2 separate regions of the Homo sapiens genome follow, and region 2 is linked to region 1. Evidence: chromatin contacts called from ENCODE Hi-C data. All regions are on one chromosome and are shown on one strand. The core of a region is the stretch at or near the end of the contact, and the rest is flanking DNA. Distances in the headings are between cores, read along the strand shown.

Region 1 (7,084 bases), core at 4,585-7,084:
CATGACTCTATCTCCTTCACCCTCCACGTCCTATCTATCAAGAAGAACTATTGACCTATTGAACTTGAGTGTCAACCATGACTCTATCTCCTTCACCCTCCACGTCCTATCTATCAAGAAGAACTATTGACCTAACTTTCTCTTTATCTCTTGATTCTGTCTACTTCTCTTTTTCTCCACTGCCACTAATTCAGGCTACCCTAAAGTTCAGGCCACGCTCCTCTTCAGGCTGAAATATTGCCTCAGGTTCCTACCTCGGTTTTACCCTCTACATTCTTCTCTCCATATTTTAGCATCCCCCACTATCATTTCTCCATATTGCAGCATAAAGAAATAAATCTTCGCTGTTAAATGCTACTGACATTTTGGGGTCATTTGTTGCTGCAGTATAACTTGATCTAAGAAGACTAATATCTAACTTATTTCAGTTCCTTGGATGTGCTATATCTCACTTTGGGCCTTTCCTTCCTCTTCTTTTTCCTATTTTAATTGTCCCAATTCCTCTTCAGCTTTTAGATCTCAGTTTAGATGCCATTTCCTCTGGGAAGCTTTCCCTGATTCAGCAGGTCTGGCTTATGTACCCATCCTTACATTCCTATGAAACCCTGTAATTCCCTTATCCGCACTTACTGTGGAATTGTCTGTCTCCCTCCTCCACCTGCCTGCTGGAAGCTTGGTGAGGGCAAAGACTATGACTTCCTATTTCATCATTATATTCCCAGTTCTAGGCACATGGCAAATGTCGTAAATCTGTTGAATGAGTAAATAGTTCAATTCTTAGAATTTGAATACTTGGTCATACTACTTATCAGGAAAAGATGCCAAAGGCAGAAAAAGTACTGAGGTCCAAGTTCTGATCTGATTCATTGTGATGATACAAGTGGAAAAAAAAAATCAATGGCAGTTAAATACTATTAAACTGTGCTTTCCTGTATCCACCTTGATCAGAATTTATACGGGCTTTCCAAGCCTCACATATTAAAGAGTAAGGAGTAGCTATAAACTAATACGTGTGAGACTGAAGTTTCCCAAGATGAAAGAATGCTAGGCATTATTATTTCTATACATGTTTCAACAGCACATGAGAATAACATACAGGTCAGCTCACATTATTGCAGCATTTCCTGTTCTAAGACACAGCTTAAGGCAAACTCTTAGAATGGTTATGTAGGATGTATGCATTCCACAACTCTTGTCTAATTGAGTCACCTTTGTATACTTTCCCATCCCTCCCTGCCATAAAGCATATTAAAATTGAATTAGTAACGCCATCTGTGATTTCCATGTGACCTACTATAAATAATGTTTTCTGTGGCCCCACAATTAAAAGACCATCATAAAACCATTTCCGTGAAGATCTTTTGTGAAGAAAACAGAAATGGGAGTTTAGATTAATTATACTGTGCTCTGGTGCAACCTAAGAGGAAACCTGATTCTGAGCTTTTTGATTAAAGAAAAGAGTAGGAAAGAGCCACAAGTGAGACCTGAGTGGCTCTGAGGTTTGACTTATTAACCTTGAAAGGTGAAGAACTTGATGTTAAAAATTAGGTTTCATCCAGCATCCTAACTCATATGTAGAAATGAGTTGCTACTCACTAGGCTTCATTCATTCATTCATTCATTCATTCAGAATGAATCATCCTGCTCATCAAGATTGGCTACTTTTCCAAAAGTAACAATAATACAAACATATAGCAAAGGTCTAAAGCTTCCATAAGAAAACTAAGGAAAGTTGGGCACAGTAATGGAACACATGAATGTGAGTTATGTCTAAGGTTTCCAACAGATTAGGAAGTTTAGGAACACTAAAAATGGTTTTGGAACCAGGTTTCCTGATTGAAAGTTAAAGGGATATGGTTTTATACTTACATAAAGAAAAGCTTGAAGGCAGTGTAGTCTAGTGGATTTAGGAGACAGACCTGGGCTTCAATTCCTGCTGTGCCACTACCTAGCTGTGTGACCTTGGGCAAGATGCTTAATTACCTAAACCTGTTTCTTCATTAGTACGATGGGGATAAAATGCCTACTTTATAAGATTACAGTGAGAATTAAATATGACAATGTTTCTAAAATGCTTTGCACAATGCCTAGCCATAGAGAGTCTAATTAAATAGTAAGTATAATCATGGAGCTCTCCAGTGAAGAACTGGACTGCCCTGTAAGGTGGGAAGCGCCCTGTCTCTAAAAGCATTCAACAAGCCAGTTGGTCCTGTAGCAGGGTGCTATAAAATAATTCCTCCTACAAGGGTATGGAGAGTAGCAAGGGGTGGTGATTGGACTCTGATGAATGCATTCAAACCTAAGATTCCATGACACATTAATGCTTGAATTGCTTTACAAATATTGATTCTAAAATAAAATGGCCCCCAAAATACACAAAACTAAAATTGCTGGACTACAGGGAAAAATGAACACATCTACCTTTATAATGGGAGACTGATTGCTTGATCTATTTTATCTACTAACAGGTAAGAGAAATACTGACGGGGAAATACTGATGGGGAAATCTGAACATGAACATTAGTAAAGATATAGAATATCTGAAATACCAAGCTTGATTTATTTGCAAGTATCATGTATCTATCTAATGGTGAATAAACATTCTTCTCTGGTTTTAAAAATATATGAAAATTGACCATAGACTAGCCATAGAGCATTATCGGGCTACTGCACTCCAGCCTGAGTGACAGAGGGAAGACCCTGTCTCTTTAAAAAAAAAAAAGGCCGGGCGCGGTGGCTCACGCCTGTAATCCCAGCACTTTGGGAGGCCGAGGCGGGCGGATCACGAGGTCAGGAGATCGAGACCATCCTGGCTAACACAGTGAAACCCCTTCTCTACTAAAAAATATAAAAAATTAGCTGGGCGTGGTGGCGGGCGCCTGTACTCCCAGCTACGCAGGAGGCTGAGGCAGGAGAATGGTGTGAACCCGGGAGGCGGAGCTTGCAGTGAGCCGAGATCGCCCCACTGCACTCCAGCCTGGGCGACAGAGAGAGACTCCGTCTCAAAAAAAAAAAAAAAAAAAAACAGAGAAAAAAAAACACTTCATAAAGAAAATGAAAAGATCTTGGACTGAATCCTGGATTAGGGGAAAAAAATAGCTCTAAAACACCTTAATGGAACAACTAGTAAATTTTCAATAAGGACTGCATGTTAGCTACTCGTACTTCATCAATGTTAAACTACCTAAATTTGAGCCAGGCCCAGTGGCTCATACCTGTAATCCCAGCACTTTCGGAGGCCAAGGCAGGTGGATAGCTTGAGCCTAGCAGTTGGAGACCCCCGTGGGCAACATGGCAAAACCCCATCTCTAACAACAAAAAAATTCTCTCTAACAGGTGGGGTGTGCCTGTAGTCCTAGCTACTCTTACTTCATCAATGTTAAACTACCTAAATTTGAGCCAGGCCCAGTGGCTCATACCTGTAATCCCAGCACTTTCGGAGGCCAAGGCAAGTGGATAGCTTGAGCCTAGCAGTTGGAGACCACCGTGGGCAACATGGCAAAACCCCATCTCTAACAACAAAAAAATTCTCTCTAACAGGTGGGGTGTGCCTGTAGTCCTAGCTACTCGGGATGCTGAGGTGGGAGCCTCACTTGAGCCCGGGAGGTGGTTGCAATGAGCCGAGATCGCACCACTGCACTCCAGCCTGGGTAACAGAGTGAGACCTTGTCTCAAAAAACAAACAACCTCAACTGGAACATTTTTCTGTGAGTATAAAAGAGAATATCATTGTCTTTGGAGACACATGCTACAACTTACTCCTAAATGGTTCAGAAAAAAATATATATCTATAGTATACATATTTTATATATATAATCTCTCCTACACACTAATATAGCAAATATAGCAAACTGTGAACTTATGTGAAGGGTATACAGGAGTTCATTAATTCTGAAACTTTTTGATAAGGTTGATTTTTTCAAAATAAGTCAAAAAATTTTTTTATTTGAAAACACACTATAAACAGGGAGAAGATATCTGCAACACCTACAATTAACAAAAGAATGTTTCATTATATATACATATATACATTATATATACATTTATATATGTACACACACACACATCCTTAGAAGAGGAAGAGAAAACATGAATGAATAACATATTTCAAAGTGCTCAGCCTTATCAGTAATTACGGAATGCAAATTAAGACAAAAACATGGTATTTATTCTGGGTAGACTAGCAAAAAGTAAGAAGTGTGAAAATAACGAGGATTTAGAGAGAATTGTGGTCGGTACTGGTGGCAGTATAGATTGGTACAACCACTTTGAAAACATTTCTGCTTTATCTTTGAAAGCTGAACAGCCCCCATAGCCTCTGATGCCGCAGTGCTAATCCTAGGTTCAAATTAGAGTCCAGCGCATGCACAGAAGGTGAACAAGAATGCTCCTACTAGCCTTATTAGTAATTACTAGGGGCAGATTCAGGTTTTATGGGGTATGAGCTTATATAATTGGAAAAGAGGAGGCTTTTAAAGAAAAAGATTCAGAATGATGAATACAAATTAGGTTCAAAAGTGACTAATTTTTATAATGGCAAAAGAAATTACAACAATTAGAAATGTCACAAAACCCAGGAAAAGAGTTCTGTTATAGGTATGTGACCTACGAACTTGGGAAGTCTGATACATTTAGTCTGTGTGGTTCCCATCAATAAAGAAAATACTTAAAGTGCATTTATAATCCTATCCGCTACAGTATTGAATACATTCCTGACAGGAGAAAACTTCCTTTTGACTAGGCAGTAAGAAATAAATGTTCTGTTACTACACGTAACAACTTGGATGAACCAAAAAAACAAATGTTGAGTGATAAAAAGCGAATTCCAGGCTATATGTATTTTTATAAAGCTCAAAAAGAAGAAAAATACACCAATACACAGGAATGCATCCAAATATGATAAAACCACTAAAAATGGCAAAGAGGGACAAAACTGAAGATAGTGGTGGTGAGCTAAGAGGCCAGGAGTAGAATCCTGGAGATGCATAGATACATGCTAAATACTGATAACGTGGTGGAGTGATAGTTTCATTAGCATACTTTAAATTTTACATATTTGGTAAATATGCTCTTTTGAATGCATCGACTATTACACTGAAAATATTTTTAAATACTTAAGGCACCTGAATATAAGCTGGCTTCCCTCCTTCCTCTCCCGTGCTGTCTCCTCTCCCCCATCACTTCTCAACTACAAGCTGCTTGGGACACGTGGCTCCAGAGGTTGGCAAAACAGGGAAATGTCAGCCCACAAGGAACAAGAACCGTGACTTGTGTTATTTTCTTGTTGGTGTTGGGGTGGGGGGAGGGGTGCGGTGGTGCAGGAAATATTATCCAGCTTATCATATATGCCACATCAAGCTGACTCCGTTTAAATTTTGAGTGGCTCTACTAGCTAAAGCCAGAAAAGGGTTTTTGGGCCCAACGGGCAGAAGTGCCCCTCCCTTTTACACTCACACTTCCCACTTTCTAAGGGTGCCAGGCCCCCGCGCCGCCCTCCTGCTTCTTTCCGGACGGTCCAACTCTTTTCCACCAGTCCCAGCCCATTCGATTACGTAAATTCTTCCAAGAGGATTCCCAAACGTGCCCCTCCGTCCAGAACTCGCCCAGCCCGGACCAGTTCCGAGATTTACCACCAGCCCAGAGCTGGGCGGGGGCGTGGAAAACGCGAGGAGCCTTCCCGCCCCTCTCCTTCTCCCTCCCTCCCTCCCAAGCCACTGCCGGCTCCCAGCCGAGCTCCGCCCCCGCGGTGGCCCCGCCTCCCCGCCGCCCGGAAAGCGGGCTGCGGCCCCCTCCCAAAACCCGGGGAAGTGGATTCTACTCTACGCTCCGCTCCGCTCCGCTCCGCACCACCAACCCCGGGCCGCAGTCCTGACGAGCGGGTCAGGGCTTGTCGGGCGGAAGCCTGGCCTGGAGCCTGGAAGGGGGAGACGGCCCGAGCGGGAGCGGGAGCGGACGCGGCCTCAGTCCTGCGCGGGTGAGCGTGCCCCGGAAGCTTGGGCCCCTGGCCGCCCTGGTGCCCCTTCTCCGGGACCTGGGGCGCTAGGCCGCGGCGGCAGAACTGGTGCCCCTGCGCGGCCTTCCTCCCATCCTTACAGTTCCCCGTGTCCCAGGCCTCTACCCGGAACCGGAGCCCCGCCCGTCTCCTAGCAGCTCCGTGACGTGAAGCGCCTCGGGGTGCGGTGCCGCCGGGCGTGGGTGGGAGGCAACGCCCGAGGGGAGGGCCCGCCAGTGCACGGGGGTGCGGGGCGCGTTGGCGAGAATTGGAGGCCGCGCCGCCGCCAGCCGTCCGCCGTCCCGCCCAGCAGGAGCACGTTCCCTTTCGCCATTGGAAGACTGAGTTCCAAGCTTTTTCCTGCTCACCTAGAGCCGTCCCTGCCCCGCCCGCCACCCCCTGTACATTTTCGGAGATTTAGGATAGTAATTCTAGACCCTCGGTTGCATTTCTGTTGGAATTTTTCTGGAAGTTGGAATCTGGCAGTTTAAACAAAGAATTTTTTTAAGAAAAATATTTATTAGTATATTTGATAGTCCCCAGATTAGGTTAAAAGCCTTATTCCCAATAACTGTAATTTTGCAAAGACATGTTTTTGGTGTAAAAAGGTATAGATATGGGTTGATGAAAAGAATCAAACTCTGAAAAATATTTGAAGAGATTTATTTTGAGCCAGATTCAAGTGACCATGGCCAGTGACAGTCCTCAGGAGGTCCTGAGAACATGTGCCCAAGGAAATTGGGGTACAGCTTGGTTTTATCTATTTTAGGAAGGCGTGAGACATCAAATACATTTAAGAAATACATTGGTTTAGTTTAGAAAGGCGGGGCAACTCAATCGGTAAATGTAAACGTTATCTGGTTGAGGTTATCTAAAGACCTGGGATCCATAAAAAGGAATGTTCAGGCTAGAGATAAAGGATTGTGGAGACCAAGTTTTATTGTGCAGAGGAAGCTCTTAGATAGACTTTAGAGAGAGCAGGTTGTAAATTGTTTTATATTGGACTTAAAAGGGTGCCTGGCTCTTAGTTGATTATCTCCTGGATCTGGGAAGGAAGGAGGGAAAACAAGGGGAGATGGGAATTCTCACCAA
Region 2 (6,241 bases), core at 1,875-4,374, 840 kb before region 1:
GGTCAGGATCCAAATTATAGGCTTCCTTGTATTCCCAGAACCTAGAGACCAGCACAGAGTGGGGCCCCAATAAATGTCTTCTGAGTGAATGGTTGGATGGATACATGGATGAACAGGTGGATGGACGGATGGATGGATGGATGGATGGAGGGAGGGATGGATGGATGGAGAGACAGATGGATGAACAAATGGATGGATGGGTGAATGAATGAATGGATGGATGGACAGATGGATGGAAGGATGGACAAGAAGATCTCCAGCCCAGACTGGATCTCTAATTTCTCTGGGATGATGAGCAGAGCTAAGCCAGACACATTCCCTTACTCTTTCCTCAGCCTCACACTCAGGTCCTCTTCACTTGGGATCAATGCGGAAAAGAAGGGTTTCACCACAGGAGAGGAGAGAGAAGATGTAGCATCAGGATGCTGATGAGGGAGGAAAGAGAAGAAAAGATGCCAGAGGAAGCAGCAGACAAAGTTGGAAGCTGGAGGACAGGGGCCCTACTTCCTGCCTGTAACAGGCCCCACTTCATTCCTAGCAGCCATCAAATACCAACCCAGAAGTGTTGGGAAATAGAGTGCACAGAGAGAACATAAAGATACTGAAAAGGTTAGACATTTGTGAGAGTCCTGAGAAGCAGGTAAGCCCCTAAGTGTGCCAAGCCTCCTTCTAGAACCCCTAGCAGATAATTTATTGGTGATGAGCTCTGACTGCATTGTCTCTGCAGATGTGGGTGCTGCTGACCAGCTCGGGCCAGTCTAGATATGGTTATATAAATGAGGTCAGCCAGAATGAGAACCTCTGCAGAATGAGAATCTCTGCCTTAAGGATGTCCCAAGTATTGATGATGTTTACTGATTTTTCTGTCATTTCAACATCAGGCTTGTTCCTGTTTGCATGGTGGGTAACCCCAGCATCACCTTTGACTCAACTCAATCCCAAAGCCCTTCCTCATCCCTCAAGTCTTCTTTATCTGCAAATGTGCTATCTAAGACCAAGCCCAAGTAACTGGCAGCAGGCTGGGAGAATAATATAGTCAGAAGGTGAGAGGTTCTGGAAAAACACCAAACAAGGCAGGTCCTACTTGGCTTCATCTGTAGCTCTGCGTAGACAGCTCCTAAGACAAGTGACCTGACAGTCTTTGGGTGGAAAAGAGGGGTGACCATCTGCCCTGGACTGCCTGAGATAGTCCTGTTGCCTTAGTGTAGTTACGAATACTACCACATACCACTTACTATCCAAAGCATTCTGGTTTAGATGACACATTGTACAGCCATTCTGTTTATAAGGTGCTTTAAGATCTGGGAGAAATCCAAGTGTGACTGCAGTGACTGCTCTTCTTTTTCTGGATCTACCCTAAAGCCATTTCACAGCACAGGTTGGCATGTCCTCACAGGGAAATCTATCAACAGTCCCATGACTCCAGAGAGGACAAACCCAGACCAAAGAAGGTAATGTAGGAGTTTGCCCTTTTGTAAAATCCTGGGCAAAACTCCGAGGCTCATCTCTCCAAGATACTGAGAATTGAAAGGAGAGGGGGAAATCCCATGGGATCGCCATCTTTGGGCGGAAGCCCTTGGTCTCTGACACTGATGGTGGTTCTGCAGTTTAATGGACCTGTTTAACTATTGCTTAGTCAGTGCAGCCGTGACCAGAAATTCTTCTGGTTTCTCCTCCTTCATCTTGGTTGGGTCAGATGAAGATGGCCCAATCTGCAAGAAACACTGGTTGTGTGCTTCTAGACATTTTAATCTTGGAGGGCCTTGTTTATAGGATGGACCTGGCCAAAGGAAAGATGTTACTTATGGTAGAAAGCAAGAAAAACCTAGATAAACACTTTTTTTTTTGAGAAACACTCTTGCTCTGTCGCCCAGGCTGGAGTGCAGTGGTGCAATCTTGGCTCACTGCAACCTCTGCCTCCTGAGTTCAAGTGATCCTTCCACCTCAGCCTCTCGAGTAGCTTGGATTACAGGCACACACCACCACGCCTGGCTAATTTTTTTAATTTTTTTGTAGAAACAGGGTTTCACCAGGTCTCGAACTCCTGGGTTTAAGCAATCTGCCTGCCTCGGCCTCCCAAAGTGTTGGGATTACAGGCGTGAGCCACAGTGCCTGGCCAAATACTTCATTTTCTAGATCATAAGATGCTTAACTTTATTCCTGGCAAAAAGTTGATTCAGCAAACCAGGGCTTTAAGTGAAGCCGGTTGGGGCCTGAACCCTTGACACCTGCCCAGGGTGGAAGACATAGCAGCTGCATCTATGGGCCACCTGGGGTGTAGGGTGACCAGCTGGAGGCTGTGAGCTTCTCTGCTCCCTGAAATGCCTGCACGGGGCACTCAGGAAGGGCTGGGGACTGGGTGAGGAGGTGTGGACAGAATGTCCCCTGGAAACTGCCCCAGGGGCAGCTTGAGTGGCCTGAGCCTGTGTCTGTCCTACTGAAGGTTGGAGCCCCAGAGAAAAGCCTCTATGGAGGCACCCACTTTTCAGAACTGCTGCTTTTGCGGGAGAACACCTTTTTCCAGGTGTTGTCCTTAGGGTAGCAGGGAAGACTGGGAAAAACTGAGGGGCAAGAGCTGTTGGAGGGGGGAGTTACATTTATTGAGTGTCTATTACATGCCGGGTGCTGCTGAAGGTCTGCGGGTCCTACCGGATCTCCTTTTAGCCCCTCACATCCCTGTAGATTACACGCCGTTCACAGATGACCCTGAACCCAGAAGGGCTGTCTAGGCCCAGGGCCCAGCTAGTGAGTGGATGGGCAGAATCAGACCTGCCCTGGAAGGGTCTGTCTTACCCTGGCGCCCAAAATGTGTCCCTCACCCTCTGCCACCAGGACAAGTAAATTCGAGACACCCTTTCGTTAGGGGCTCAAGTTTATCATGGGTCTGACCTCTAAGGTCATATCTCCGCCTTCTCACCTGACAGACAGGAAACTCCTGAAATGCCCCTCGCACGTGCAAGACGTTTTCCGCGGTGGCGGCGACAGGGCGCACAGTGGGACCGCAGCACGAGCTCGGAGCACCCCCAGAGTCGGCGACTCCTGCCCCCGCCCCTGCCGGCCGGCCTTCCCGGGGCCTAGGAGGGCAGCACCGCCGGGCTTCGCGCCATGACATCAGCCCTGGAGTGGTGCAGTGTGCAAAGCCCACTGGTTGGCGTGGCCCGGGACACGCCTTCCGCGGAGCGGAACAAAACGGCGCGCAGGCCGGGCGCACCCAGCCGCCACTTCCGAGAGCGCCTGCCGCCCCTGCGCCGCCGAGCCAGCTGCCAGGTGAGTGCGCCCTGAGTCGCGCGGCTCTGCCCGCCGCGGAGGGGCGCCTGGGCACGCACTCAGCGCCTCCCGGTCTTGCCAGCCCCGCCGCAGCCCCGGGGCTGTCGCAGGCGGGGAACTGTGAGAAGTGACCGCAGTTAGCCCGGGCAGTGCTGCTCTTTTCTGGAGGCACTAGGTCCGTCCCCATCCCGGGCCTTCCTGGGCTTCCTGGACACAGTTGACTTCCGCGTGTGCGTGACCCAGGGCGACCCGGCTCCCCGCAACCGCCTGCAAGTCGGGCAGAACAATCGGCGATTCTGCGCGCCACTGACGCTCATTGTATGGCAGAGAGATGAGGGCATCCGTGCCACCCCCTCCCTCACCCTCCTGCTGGGGAGAAAATGCCCGCGGGCGGGGTGGGGCAAACATCTGGGCCTGACCTTGGACATCTGTGTCCCTGAGCGCAGGTGTGAGTTTTCCCTCTTGTGAAATAACTGCATGGAAACCTCTCCACTCCAAATCTTGGTGCTAGGTGGTGATGGTTACTGAAACCTGAAAGAGCCTGCAGTCAGTGTTTTGTGGCCTCAGTCCTTGAAAGCTGGGAAGTGATAAAGGGGCTGGTATTGAGCACATTTAAAGCAAATCACAATGTGTTAGCTAACAATCAGCCCTCTGAGGCAGGTATTGTATCTACTGGTACAGACTAGAGAATATTTTGCATGCTTCTGGTTCTGGTGCTGTTGTGAACTAACCAGGACCCAGGAATCGGCTGGAGCAATAGTGGGCTCAGGCTCTGCCTAGAGCCCTGGGCTCCAGCCACCCACCAGCTGCTCCCTGAGAGTGAATGAATGGGCAGGCTCTCCCCACGCTGGGATACTATCACAGTGGCACCGAGGAAATCCACTGGGCCCTGGTAGAAAGTATATCAGTATATCATGAAGAGGTGGCTTGGAGTCTTGGTGGGATTGTTTGGAAGGCAGAGTTTTGACTCTTGGATTTGCCACTTAACGCGCAGGTTTCCTTGGACAAACTATTTAACTTCTCAATGTCTCAGTTTCTTTCAGGGATGCTACTTGGGGAGCATATTACACAGAACCTCCAACACAGGAGTGATCTCTCAGTTACTGTCTTTCTTGTCCTCCCCTCATCCCTTGCCTTCCTCCCAGAAGCTAAGGAGGCTGGAGGTGCTGGTTGTCTCCCTCTGTCCTCTCAGACTGCATGTTGGGGATTTTCCCCAGGTGGGATTTGGGGATGGGTACTGAGCCTCCCCTCAACTGCTCTCACTCAACTGCTGCCTCCTGACTCTCCAGCTGGTTTCTGGCTACCTCTTTTGAGAGAGACTGTCCTCAGCCCTCAGCTGCTGGAGGGCAGCTTTTACCCATTGTTTCCTAAATCCAGCCTCCTCCTGCTCACGGTCTTCCAGTGAATGACTCTTTGCCTTGGAGAGGATATCCGGGGCGGAGGCAGTCAGACGAGGAAGGAAGTTTATCCTGCAGAGGGTGTAGTGTGGGTTAGAGGAGAGGGAGGAGAGAACTGTCTGCAAGGCCTGAGATGCCCAGGATGGAGGGTATGGGGAAGAAGAAGCAGGAGAGAAACTAAAGAGAAGGCCCATCAACTCTGCAATTGGCCTGCTAATAAAATGGGAAAAACAGGGGTGCTGTGGCCTATTTGCCTGTGGTCTGTCTTAGCACCTGCCTTCCTGGCCCAGGTGTTTGCTCTTTTAATTGCACACATGTGCATCTGCCTCTGGAGCTAGTGAGTCCTGACTGGGCCAGAGTTGCAGCCTGGGAGTGTAGTGACACTTGACTGAGTGATCAGCAAACATTTGATGAATGAGTGGGGTAGCAATGGTCTTTCAGCTGAGTTGGCCTACGGGATACTCATAAACCTTGCAAATAGTTACTAGCCAGTTTTTCCACTTGGGTAGATTGACAAGCAGGTGAGAGAAAAAAGGCGTAGGTTTTTTTTGGGCTTTTTTGTGTGTTTTTGTTTTGAGGCAGTCTTGCTCTGTCACCCAGGCTGGAGTGCAATGGCGTGACATTGGCTCACTGCAACCTCTGCCTCCTGGGTTCAAGCGATTCTCCTGCCTCAGCCTTCCAAGTAGCTGGGATTACAGGTGTCTGCCAATATGCCCAGCTAATTGTTTGTATTTTTAGTAGAGACGGCATTTCGCCATGTTGGCCAGGCTGTTTTTGAACTCCTGACCTCAGGTGATCCACCTGCCTCGGCCTCCCAAAGTGTTGGGATTACAGGCATGAGCCACTGCGCCCGGCCTGGTGTTTTTTTTTTTTTTGGAGACAGCGTCTCACTATATTGGCCAGTCTGGTCTCGAACTCCTGGCCTCAAGTGATCCCCTCCCTGTCCCCACCACCATCTCAGCCTCCCAAAGTGCTGGGATTACAGGCATGACCCACTGCGCCTAGCAACATAGTTTTTAATTCACTGTCCATCCCTGGTGTGGGAAGCAAATTGGGAAGGCTTTTCTGGCAGGTTGTTAAAGTTTTAAATATGTATGTAAGCCTAGCTTATTGTGAAACGTTGGCTTGCTAGATGAAGACACATGCGTTAAATATTTTGGGATCCAAAGAGGTGCTAGTGAGAATAAGACTTTTTCCTCCAAGTCAGCCATTTGGCATTACTCAGGGCATATTGTCAAATATCAAAAGAGATACAAACCTGAACGATAAGTGTTAGAGTTGGCCTCTCCTTAAGATAAGGATAACCAGATATCTGCACTTGCAGTGTACCAGACAGTGTGAGAAATACTTCACATGTGTTATCTTGGACAATTTATGAGGTAGCTACTGATGCTCTCCATTTTACAAATGGAGAAACTGAGGCTCAGAGGTAGTAAGAAACTTGCTCAGGATCACAGCTGATCAGTTGTGGAGCTGCCATTCAAACATAAGCTGACTGTTTCCAAAACGTATGCTCAGTCACTACCTTATTATTTTTCTTTGCTCCTCTACATTTCCTTTTTCCAGATCAACTCACT

Evidence for each region. Hi-C counts contacts between places; a loop is a spot of excess contacts on that map. Pooled maps may share reads with other maps.
Region 2: a loop to region 1 is called in a pooled map, with 34 times the contacts of the local background. The contact joins the promoter of CSRP1-AS1 here to the promoter of DDX59 in region 1. A Hi-C loop is called at or near these places in 5 of 50 pooled maps.

The regions. Positions count from the first base shown.
Region 1 is chr1:200,668,657-200,675,740 of GRCh38, reverse strand. DDX59 (DEAD-box helicase 59) reads left to right here and starts at 5,834. Exons shown (of 8, transcript NM_001031725.6): 1 at 5,834-5,974. It overlaps DDX59-AS1 (DDX59 antisense RNA 1), which reads right to left and starts at 6,234. Exons shown (of 3, transcript NR_110787.1): 1 at 6,119-6,234. RefSeq lists a silencer at 5,681-6,420.
Region 2 is chr1:201,504,096-201,510,336 of GRCh38, reverse strand. It overlaps CSRP1-AS1 (CSRP1 antisense RNA 1), which reads right to left and starts at 3,124. Exons shown (of 2, transcript NR_160747.1): 1 at 2,918-3,124. It overlaps CSRP1 (cysteine and glycine rich protein 1), which reads left to right and starts at 3,214. Exons shown (of 6, transcript NM_004078.3): 1 at 3,214-3,267. LOC124904484 (a long non-coding RNA gene) reads left to right here. Exons shown (of 2, transcript XR_007066793.1): 2 at 336-613. RefSeq lists a silencer at 2,883-3,512.